3 separate regions of the Homo sapiens genome follow, and regions 1 and 3 are each linked to region 2. A link is a contact called in ENCODE Hi-C or POLR2A ChIA-PET data. All regions are on one chromosome and are shown on one strand. The core of a region is the stretch at or near the end of the contact, and the rest is flanking DNA. Distances in the headings are between cores, read along the strand shown. Region 1 overlaps NDST1-AS1 (NDST1 antisense RNA 1). Region 2 holds the start of TIGD6 (tigger transposable element derived 6). Region 3 has its middle 50 kb from the start of PPARGC1B.

The links. Hi-C counts contacts between places; a loop is a spot of excess contacts on that map. ChIA-PET counts read pairs that join two places held with the same protein, here RNA polymerase II (POLR2A). Pooled maps may share reads with other maps.
Region 1: a pooled map shows a loop between it and region 2 (4-fold over the local background). The contact joins the enhancer-like site here to the promoter of TIGD6 in region 2. A Hi-C loop is called at or near these places in 2 of 50 pooled maps. POLR2A ChIA-PET finds 5 or more read pairs at or near these places in 3 of 52 experiments (GM10248, HEK293T and T-cell).
Region 3: a loop to region 2 is called in a map with no recorded cell type, with 4 times the contacts of the local background. The contact joins the enhancer-like site here to the promoter of TIGD6 in region 2. A Hi-C loop is called at or near these places in 1 of 37 single-sample maps with no recorded cell type and 3 of 50 pooled maps. POLR2A ChIA-PET finds 5 or more read pairs at or near these places in 1 of 52 experiments (naive thymus-derived CD8-positive, alpha-beta T cell).

The regions. Positions count from the first base shown.
Region 1 is chr5:150,475,959-150,479,470 of GRCh38, reverse strand. All of the region lies in intron 2 of NDST1-AS1 (NDST1 antisense RNA 1), which reads left to right. Among named protein-coding and RNA genes, the nearest start is that of NDST1-AS1, 8.3 kb to the left of the region's middle. RefSeq lists a cis regulatory region at 2,566 and an enhancer at 2,482-2,651. Within about 2 kb of position 1,943, at least 3 of the 41 ENCODE cell types and tissues checked have a DNase peak (open chromatin) inside an H3K27ac peak, as active enhancers do.
Region 2 is chr5:149,998,497-150,001,955 of GRCh38, reverse strand. It overlaps TIGD6 (tigger transposable element derived 6), which reads left to right and starts at 1,302. Exons shown (of 2, transcript NM_030953.4): 1 at 1,302-1,482. HMGXB3 (HMG-box containing 3) reads right to left here and starts at 1,217. Exons shown (of 20, transcript NM_014983.3): 1 at 777-1,217. RefSeq lists enhancers at 323-402, 1,290-2,078 and a silencer at 1,483-1,562.
Region 3 is chr5:149,679,072-149,682,131 of GRCh38, reverse strand. No RefSeq gene overlaps it. Among named protein-coding and RNA genes, the nearest start is that of PPARGC1B, 50 kb to the left of the region's middle. RefSeq lists enhancers at 1,319-1,368, 1,459-1,778. Within about 2 kb of position 1,276, at least 10 of the 41 ENCODE cell types and tissues checked have a DNase peak (open chromatin) inside an H3K27ac peak, as active enhancers do.

The DNA of each region.
Region 1 (3,512 bases), core at 694-3,193, 480 kb before region 2:
CAAAATGCCCATCAATGGTACTTCACTCTTCATTCAACAATTATTAGTGCCTCTTCTATAGTCTTCCTCACACCATCCTGGTGGCAGAAGGGAAATAGGGAGACACAGAGATGAATAAGATAGATGTGGTTCCTGTCCTCAAAGACTATACGGTCCACTGTGAGAAAGTGCCGTAATGCATAGGAAGATACAACGCAGTGTAACCACGTTGTTTTAGTCTGTAACAATTTTGTTTCCTAGGAGGCTGGGGCTGGTCTTTGGAACAATGAAAGTGAAAAGTAACTGAAAACAAACACTGTTGCCTACTTCAGCCAGCACCACCAGTTCCCAGCAAGCTACTTTTCTGTCTCTCTCCCTCCCTCCCTCCCTTCTTCCTTTCTTTCTTTTTTTAACAGGGTCTTGTTCTGTGGCCAAGGTTGGAGTGCAGTGGTGTGATCATGGCCCACTGCAGCCTGGACCTCCCAGGCTCAAGCAATCCTCCCACATCAGCCACCTGAGTAGCTGGAATTACAGGCACGTGCCACCTAATTTAAAAAGAAAAATTTTGCAGAGGCTGGGCACAGTGGCTGAGCTGAGGCAGGAGGATCACTTGAGCCCAGGAGTTCAAGACCAGCCTGGGTAACATAGGGAGATCCCGTCTCTACATACATACATACTCTAGGCATAGTGTTGTGCGCCTGTGGTCCCAGGTACTTGAGAGGCTGAGGTAGGAGGATCACTTGAGCCTGGAAGATCGAGGCTGCAGTGAGCCATGATGACATCACTGCACTCTAGCCTGGGTAACAGGGTGAGACCTTGTCTCTTAAAAAAAAAAGAATTGCCGGGTGCAGTGTCTAATGCCTATAATCCCAGAACTTTGGGAGGCCAAGGCGGGCGGATCACCTGAGGTCAGGAGTTCAAGACCAGCCTGGCCAACATGGTGAAACCTGGTCTCTACTAAAAATACAAAAATTAGCCAGGCATGGTGACGCACGTATGTAATCCCAGCTACTCGGGAGGCTGAGGCAAGAGAATCGCTTGAACCTGGGAGGCAGAGGTTGCGGTGAGCCGAGATTGCGCCACTGCACTCCAGCCTGGGTGACAGAGCAAGACTCCATCCGTTTCAAAAAAAAAAAAAAAAGTCCAGGCGCGGTGGCTCACGCCTGTAATCCCAGCTCTTTGGGAGGCCGAGGCGGGTGAATCACGAGGTCAGGAGTTCGAGACCAGCCTGGCCAACATGGTGAAACCCCATCTCTATTAAAAATACAAAAAAAAAAATTAGCCGGGCATGGTGGCGGGTGCCTGTAATCCCAGCTACTTGGGAGGCTGACGCAGGAGAATCGCTTGAACCTGGGAGGCGGAGGTTGCAGTGAGCTGAATTCACGCCACTGCACTCCAGCCTGGGCAACAAGAGCGAAACTCTGTCTCAAAAAAAAAAAAAAAAATTGTAGATACAGGGTCTCCCTATGTTGCCCAGGCTGGTCTTGAGCTCCCCAGCTCAAGTGATCCTCCCACCTTGGCCTCCCAAAGTGCTGAGATTATAGGCGTGAGCCACCACACCCGGCCAGTGCTGTCTTTAGAGCAGGAAGAGTAAGTCCTGTCCCAAGGGCATCCAGGCCACCACCTTTTTCTCTGCCTGGAAACCTATTTAGCCTTCAAGGTCCCACTTAAGTAGCGCTTGGTCCAGGAAACCTTCTTGCTCCTGCTAGAGGTCTGTATGGGCCCCAGTCACAGCTCTAGTGATTTTCTGGGAATATAGCAGGATTTGTCAAGGACAATCCAAATTTCATGTCATTTGCTTCTTTAAAAAAAAGAAAAGGTGATTCAATGAATGTGTAACTACATGTGATTTCATGTTTGGACTTCAGTGGAGGCAGAAAATAGCCTCTGTCAGACCACGTGACCTGATTTGTGGTTTGGAGAACATGGTCACCATAATTACAGCATTGACCACATGCTGTAACAGTTTCCTCTCTCTTTCCCTCCGCCCCCCACTGCGCCCTCCCTCCCCCAACACACACACACACACACACACACACACACACACACACACACACTGAACTTTTCAAGTGCTAGGACTGTTTTCCTCCTGGCAGACCTTGATATCTGTTAAACAAACAGCAGAGAAAATCTGTAAAATGGGAAGGCTATCCCTGCTTCAGCCATACAATGGATATAAAATGTAGAAACCGAAGACTGATATAGGGGATGTGGGTAATTCACAGCAATTAATTACTGACTCTGATGCATGCCACCTGCTTTCTTGTATCTGTTACTTCAGCAGCCCAGAGAGGTACAGCAACTTCCCCCAGGTCACACAGACAGGGGTGGCAGAAGACGTTTGGAATCCGGGTCCATCCAACTAAAAGATGCAATTATTGTCACCACTCACACTACCTCCCAGTACCTAGGGGCCATAAGCCCCCAAATTCACCAAGACCACCTGGGCTCTGTGCCTCCTTCCCTCACTTCCACGGGATTCCCTCGTGCCCTTTCCTTCTACACACCACTTTCATCAGTGCCACTGCTGTTTGAAGAGCACTTCCAGTGGGTTCCCAAAGAAGTCCTGTCTTGGGGTCCAGGTTTCCTGTTTCAGGCAGAGCCTAAAGATGCATGTTGTGCCTTCCCAGACCTTCATCCCTCACTCCTGTGTGCTGCTAGCACAATCCATTTCACATGTAGTACTTTCCTCCTGGTTTTGGTTTTGTTTTGTTTTGTTTTTTGTGACGGAGTTTCGCTCGTGTTGCCCAGGCTGGAGTGTAGTGGCGCGATCTCAGCTCACTGCAACCTCTGTCTCCCAGGTTCAAGCAATTATCCTGCCTCAGCCTCCTGAGTAGCTGGGATTATAGGCACCCACCACCACGCCCAACTAATTTTGTTTGTTTGTTTGTTTTTTGTTGTTTGTTTGGTAGAGATGGGGGTTTCACCATGTTGGCCAGGCTGGTCTCAAACTCCTGACCTCAGGTGATCTGCCACCCTTGACCTCCCAAAGTGCTGGGATTACAGGCGTGAGCCACAGCACCTGGCCAGAAAGTACTTTCTAAAAACCAGGAAGAAGCCAGGCAAGGTGGCTCACGCCTGTAATCCCAGCACTTTGGGAGGCCGAGGCAGGTGGATCATGAGGTCAGGAGTTCAAGATCAGCCTGACCAATATGGGGAAACCCCGTCTCTACTAAAAATACAAAAATTAACTGGGCATGGTGGCATGCGCCTGTAGTCCCAGCTACTTGGGAGGCTGAGGCAGGAGAATTGCTTGAACCCGGAAGGCGGAGGTTGCAGTGAGCCAAGATTGCGCCACTGCACTCCAGCCTGGGCGACAGAGTGAGACCCCATCTCAAAAAAAAAAAAAAAAGAAAGAAAGAAAGAGAGAGAGAGGAAGGAAGGAAGGAGGAAGGAAGGAAGGAAGGGAGGGAGGGAGGGAGGGAGGGAGGGAAGGAGACCATCCTGGCTAACCTCATGAAACCCTGTCTCTACTAAAAATACAAAAAATTAGCTGGGCGTGGTGGCGGGTGCCTGTAGTCCCAGCTGCTGGG
Region 2 (3,459 bases), core at 53-2,552:
GCTACGTGGGGACTGCGCTTTTTTGCCCTGAATTGACTTCTGGGCGGCTGAAAGCCTTGTGGAGAAGGGCAGTAACTGCAGGAGAGCATCTGTAATGAATGGCATATAGGGTACTAAGCACCCTGCGCAAAACGGGTTAGGAAACACTCATTACAGCCACCTTGGGCTGAGGGCAGGAAGACAACACCCTACGGTTTTGTTTGTTTTATTACCCTGTTCTAAGCCTGAGTACAAGTTTGTTATCAGACTCGAGGCAGCAGTATAGCAATGCAAAAAAAGGCAGGACAATTTAAGGTTAAAAACGAAGGGCTCTAGAGGACAGAAAATCCGGGTTCTAGTACAGACTACACCAGTCGCACCAGCACGGGGACCTCTGACCTTAAGCAATCTACTTACCCTAAGTCTCCGTTATTTCATCTGTAAAACAGAGTTAAGGTCAATACCTGAAATATGCGAGACACTTTCTCTGTCCCATCAGATCCTCCTTGGAATCTCACGAGATTGCCTTTGAGGGCTCAGCCATGGGCCACAGTTTGACTCTGGGCTAGCTCCTTTCCCTCATTCTGGGTCATGAATGAAGCAAGAGCCAAACCAGACAAAGTCTTGGTCAAGCTAAGACGTCTGGGACATCCGAATGTCCCATACGGATTGCGGAAGGAGGACACTAAGGCTCAGTGGCCCTACTTTGTGGAAGACTCAGTAGAGGCTCAGAGAGCCGCAGCATCCAACTCGAGGTCGCCCAGCGGCTCGGCGCGGCCCTCGAAGGCGGGACTTACCCGGAGGAGCGTGCAAGCTGCGCCGCTCACATTCCCGGAGGCGCTTGGCCCGGCGGCTGGACGAGGGGGATGGCTGGCGCACTCGCGCTCCCCGCTGTCGGCGAGAGGCGGCTCCAGTCGTGACAGCAGCAACAAGGAAGTGGAGGCGAGGGCTCGCGCGCGCATCCCGGGGGCTGAAGGAGCCCCGGCCCCGCGGCCCCGCCCGGCGACACACGGCGCGGAGTCGCGACAGCCCCTCTCGCTTCCCCTCCTCGGAGTCGCGATATGGGGTCCTGAAGGGCAAGAATAGGAGCACAGGTTCGCTCCGCAGGCTCCTCACCGATGCCTGCCGAGGGCCCCGGGGGTCAAGCCCCGGGGAGCTCGAGGAAGACGGCAGGGACACGGTCGTCACCGAGGCACCGGTTTGGCGGCTGCACCGGCAGTAGCGGCACACCACGGATCGCCAGGGAGACCCGTCCCGGCGGCCCTCGCGGCGCACCGGAAGCGGTCGGCAGCGCGTGACTGCATGCGACCCCTGGCGCAAGCGCAACAGCCCAGCCCTAGCTTGGGAGCGGACCCACACGAACTGCTCAAAGGCTTGGAGCGGGTCTAGTAAGGCGAACGGACTGCTTCCGGCCAGAGGTCCCGGGCGGAGGAGGAAGCTGTGGCTGCCGGCGGTGGGACGCCCCGGCCGCTCAGCCCCCGGGCACTGCTGTGGGGCGTTCAGGTAACAGGGGCGGGGCTGTGCTGAGCGTGAGGGATCTAGGCCCCGCCTCACCTTTCAGAGCCACGTCGGGCGCTGGGAAGCCTACAATACCACCCTCTCCTCAGCACGACGTTCAAGGCCTGACCTCAGCCTGTCTCAGTCTTTCCCTCTCATTCAGGATCGGGTTCATACGTAGTGCCGCATCAAGTAGCGCCTTCATCACTCCAGTGATCTGCCCTCAATCCGTCTCTCCCACTGGCCCACGAATAGTGATGGTAGTGAGTTCCTGGAGTGACTCAAGCTGAGCTGAATGACCGTATGGAGAGCTTCCGTAAATCAAATAGGGATTGGATTGGATTGTCCTTTCTCTCCAGTGTCACAAGTTGTCCACATTTGTACAAGTTCCCGCACAACCCTCACTGTATTCCAGTCTGCCTACTTCTCTGCATCTACCGCCATCACCAACCTTCTAGCCACCATCATCTCCTGCCTGGACTGATGTAGTTCTCCCCACATCCCCTCTACAATCCATTCTCCACGAAGCAGTCAGATTGATCATTTTGCACTGTAAGTCTGATCAAGTCACTCCCTGCTTAAAACCCTCCAGTGTCTCATTCACTTAAAATAAAATTCAGACGTCTTAGCTTGACCAAGACTTGTCTGATTTGGCTCTTGCTTCATTCTCTTTCTATGTCTCCTCTCAATATTAGTAGTTCCCAGAACCAGCTATATAGCACTCTGTAGTGTTTGGAGTGCTAGCTTTGTTGTGAGCCTCCTGGGTTTGAATCCCAGCCCTGCCACAAGTAAGCAATATTAAGCAAGTAAAGTGCTTAACAAATGAGGTTTACGCAGTAGATCCTCCCACCTCAGTAAATGGCACCATCATCTGCTGGATTCCTCAGTGCTCAAACCAGAAACCTGGGCGTTATCCTTGACTCCTCCTTCACCTCACATCCGGTCCAGCACAGGGCTTGCAAAAACATAGCCCCAGACTGACTACTACTCACCATCTCTCTATTACTACTCTAATCCAAGCCACCATTATCTCATGTGGACTCCTGCTTTTTTCTCTGATACCCTTCCATTCTTTACACAGCAGTCATCTCTCCTTCCTTAAAATCCTTCAATAGCTTCCTATTGCACTCAAATTAACATCCAAACTGTATATGGCCTACTGGTTTAGCCTGCTTTTATCTTCAGATTTAAGGCCATCTCTTAGGAAAATCAACTTTACCCATTAGGTTCTCTACCCTGCAACCAAAAGACTATATTGTAAATCTGATCATGTCATTCCAGAAAAACAAAACCAAAAAACCGTCAAAAGCCTCTTAATGCCCCCAAAGCAAGCTAGAAACCTGACTAGGACTTCCTGTGATTTGGTCCTTGCTTTCTTCTCCAAAGAATTTTTTGTTCCTGACCAGGACATTCTATTTCCTATATAGTATTTCATTGCCTTTCATGTTAAATATTTCCTTTCATCTCATGAGTTCCTATTTGTTTATTCTTTAAGGCCCACCATATTATTCCCTCTTTGAAGTGCACTGCCCATCCATGCTCCATTCCAGTTGATTATCTGCACATTTATGTTCCAGTAGTACTCCGTAACCTCTGATTTAGTTTTCACATGCTCTAGTGTTTGTCTTCCCTGGTAGGCTCCTCAAAGGTGGGCACTATGCTCCATTCATCTCTGTATGGCTGGCATCAAGCATACTGCTTAATACATAGTACATGTCATGAATGGATGGATACATGTATGGAGGTGATAGTAAAAATCTACCCTTGAGAAGGGACAGTCATAGCATAAAGTCACAGCAGGTTCTCTTGTCCTTTAAGGATTCTCATGATAAAATGCCTACGAAGGCAATTACCCAAAACTGCTACTGCTGGATCATGTTTTGTTGGACCAGCGTAGGGCAGGGGGACTGTTTGTTTTAAATTCTGAATACTTCTAGACAGGATACACCACACCATTCTCCAAATACTTCAATCCCTGTTTCA
Region 3 (3,060 bases), core at 27-2,526, 320 kb after region 2:
GCAACTTAATCTCCCCAGGTCTCATTTTTCCCACCTGTAAAATGGGTATGAAACTATAACATGCGTTGTTGTGAGGATTAAGGGAGATAATCCACATAAAGTCATGACCACAATGCCTGGTACATCAGCAGTGCTCCATGCATGGTAGCTAGTGTTGTTATTATTGTTCTTATTAATATTTTCAGAGGCACCAGGGTCCTTGACCCTGGAGGTGCAGTCTCTTTATGGCTAAATATGGAGTTAACACAGAGCCAGGGAGGGTCTCCCAGCCCCTGGATTCCTAGAGACAAAAGTCTGGGCAATTACTCGATTGGAACATTCCATGAATCCATCAAGTAAGTTTTGGAAGTGGACTTGTGTTTGTTAGTGACACAGACAGAAGAGTGGAGGACAGCTAAGACCCAAGAAGATTTCTTAGATGACAGATGTGTGCTGCTAGTTGACATCGGCTCCCACTCCCCACCCCGCCTTCCACCCCAAAAACTGGACTCTCTTCCAAAGGATTCCAGCGATGCTCTCGGTAAGGAGAACCCCACTAAGTATTCTCTGGGCTGAGGAGTCACGGGTTCTGCCTTCCCAGAAAAGCACCTTTGCTCCACTGGGAGAATGCCTTTGGACTGATAAAGACTCTCTGAGTCCAGTTATGGGTAGGAATACTGCAAGGAGGTGAAGCTATTTTTTGCCACATGCTCTATCTCTCCAGCAGGCACAGTGACATTGCCCAGGATCCAAATAGCCCTAGCTGTAGAAGGTCATGGAGTTGAAGGCTAGAAGGCTTGGCTCTTCCAGAGCCAGGGTGGGGGGTGGGGGGACTATTTGCATCACCACTTGGGGGAGTCCTAAGACCTTTAGCTGTCCCCCCACCTTCCGTCCCCTCGCCCCAGCCTCAACCCACTGTCCACAGGACTCCTGTGGAACCCATTCCCCCCTGGGCCCAGAGTCTGGTGGCAACTGTTTATTTTTAGCCTTTGATTCCCCAAGAATGCAAGAGTGGGTGCTTGTGGAGCAGGGGAGGGAGGAGGGAGGAGGAAGAGGAACTTCAGGGCTTGGAGGGCCAAGGAGGACATAGCCCAGCCCAAGCCCAATTTCAACCCTGTGACAGCCTGTGGCAGGGTCAGGGCCAAGTCCTCGCCCTTCTTGGCCCACCCAGCTCAGGACCAGGTTGGGCTTATGCCTCCCTGTTCCCCTTTTCTTCTTCTCTGAAGGCCCTAGAGACTCATGGGCTTTCCGTTCCTCTTTTGAGCCACCCCCATGCTCTCAGTCCTCTGGAGTTCTCATTCTCAGCCACAGTGGGTGCATCACAGGACTCCTCAACACTTCCCTTCCTCCTGCCTCTGAAAAGACATCTCCCCAGCCCATCTCCTTTTGCCTGCCTGGCACTATAGTAGGCACTTAATACATATGGGTAGACAGAGGCTGTGTTTCATTGCTTCTTCCCATAGGCAGAAGGCCTGAATAATGGAAGAACCAATAAGAGGAAGTTACAAAGGTTTAGAAACTCTTACCAAACCCTTAAGTCATTGTCCCTGACTGCCTGTTTCCTGAGAAGTTCCCTGGCACCCCCAGGGCTCATCTTTGCCTCTGTGATCCTGAAGGAGATGCATTTATTCTTCCTTCCTCTTCCATTCTACCTTCAGCCTTTCCTTGGTCCTTCTCTCCAGGATACCTAGGCCCTGCCCCACAGCCTACATGAGAGTCTGCCAAAAGGGAAATGGGCAGGTCGTGCTGGCTGAAATCCTGGCTCCAAGACACACGAGCCGCGTGACCTAGGGCAAGCTGCCCTGGCCCCTGCAAGAGATCATACAGCTCTCTTGGGGGTTGCTGTGAGGTCTTGGAAGAATGTGCATAAAATGGCTGGCAAACAGTAGGTGCACAATGAGTGGTTGTTATTGTTATCATTTAATAAAGAGTGCAGAAAAACAAGCCTTCTTTTTTAACATCTACTTTCACTCTATACCTGATCATTCTTCATGTTGGTATCATGCCTTAATATGTTACAAAGCACTTTCTCCTCCATTAGCTCAGCTGATCTCCACACAACACCTTGAGAAGGGCCAAGTCATTGTTGTGGGATTTTTGTCCCCACTATACCGATAAAGATATTCAGGCTCCAGGGAGATGTAGAACTGTCTTGCTCATCATTGTGTGGACAGCACCTAAAGCAGGGCCTGGTCCACCGCAGGTGCTCAAAACAGAACCGAGCAAAATCCTGTTGAAGAAATGGCCTATACAATGTCACCCTACAGCCACCTACCCTTTCCTCATCAGTAAAATGGGAATTAACACTGCAGGACATCAAGTTACGACTCTAGAATTCAGCTACATGTTAACAGGCGGCAGGGGGTGAGGCATGTGTATCCACACCCTCTCCCCTTCTTCCCAGAAGGGAGACTGCCTTGGTCTTTCAGGAGAATAATTGGGAAATGCCTTTGACAGGAAGATGGGTATAGCTCATTCCCTGAAGATCCTCAGAACAGACCATCCCTGTCCTTGCGTCCTGGTATTTTGGTTTCTTCAGCTGGGAGCTGAATTTACGAGAGAGAAGAGGGGCCTGAGTGTGTGCAGTCATGGGAAGCAAATTCCAAGGAAGAGGGAAGGGTTCCAGAGTAGAAATTATGATTCCCTCTAATATTGACACCTTGGGGAAAAAGATTCTGTTGCATTTGGAAGAGATGGGGTGCGGTGAATGAAAATTTAAGGGAAAATTAAACTATGTGCAATCTCTTTTTAGGTGAAAAATAATTTCAGTAATTTAGGGACATAAAAATCCATTATGTATAAGTTGATTTTCTCTGCAAGTTATCATAATCAGTATATTACATTTCAAAGTGTAATACTTCAGGCAATAATTATAAATCTGTGGTTTACTTTTAATTTGGTGATTTAAAAAAAACAAATGGAGCTATAGCTATTAAATTTTAGGGAGTCTCTTCAGTTTGCCTGTTGATTAAAAGCAGAGGTCACCCACGCTTGACTTCAGTAAAGCCTCTAACATTTTGAGCGCTTGGGGTTTAAACAGAGATCATACATCTTTAGGAAAGTTGCTGAAACTATAGGAGG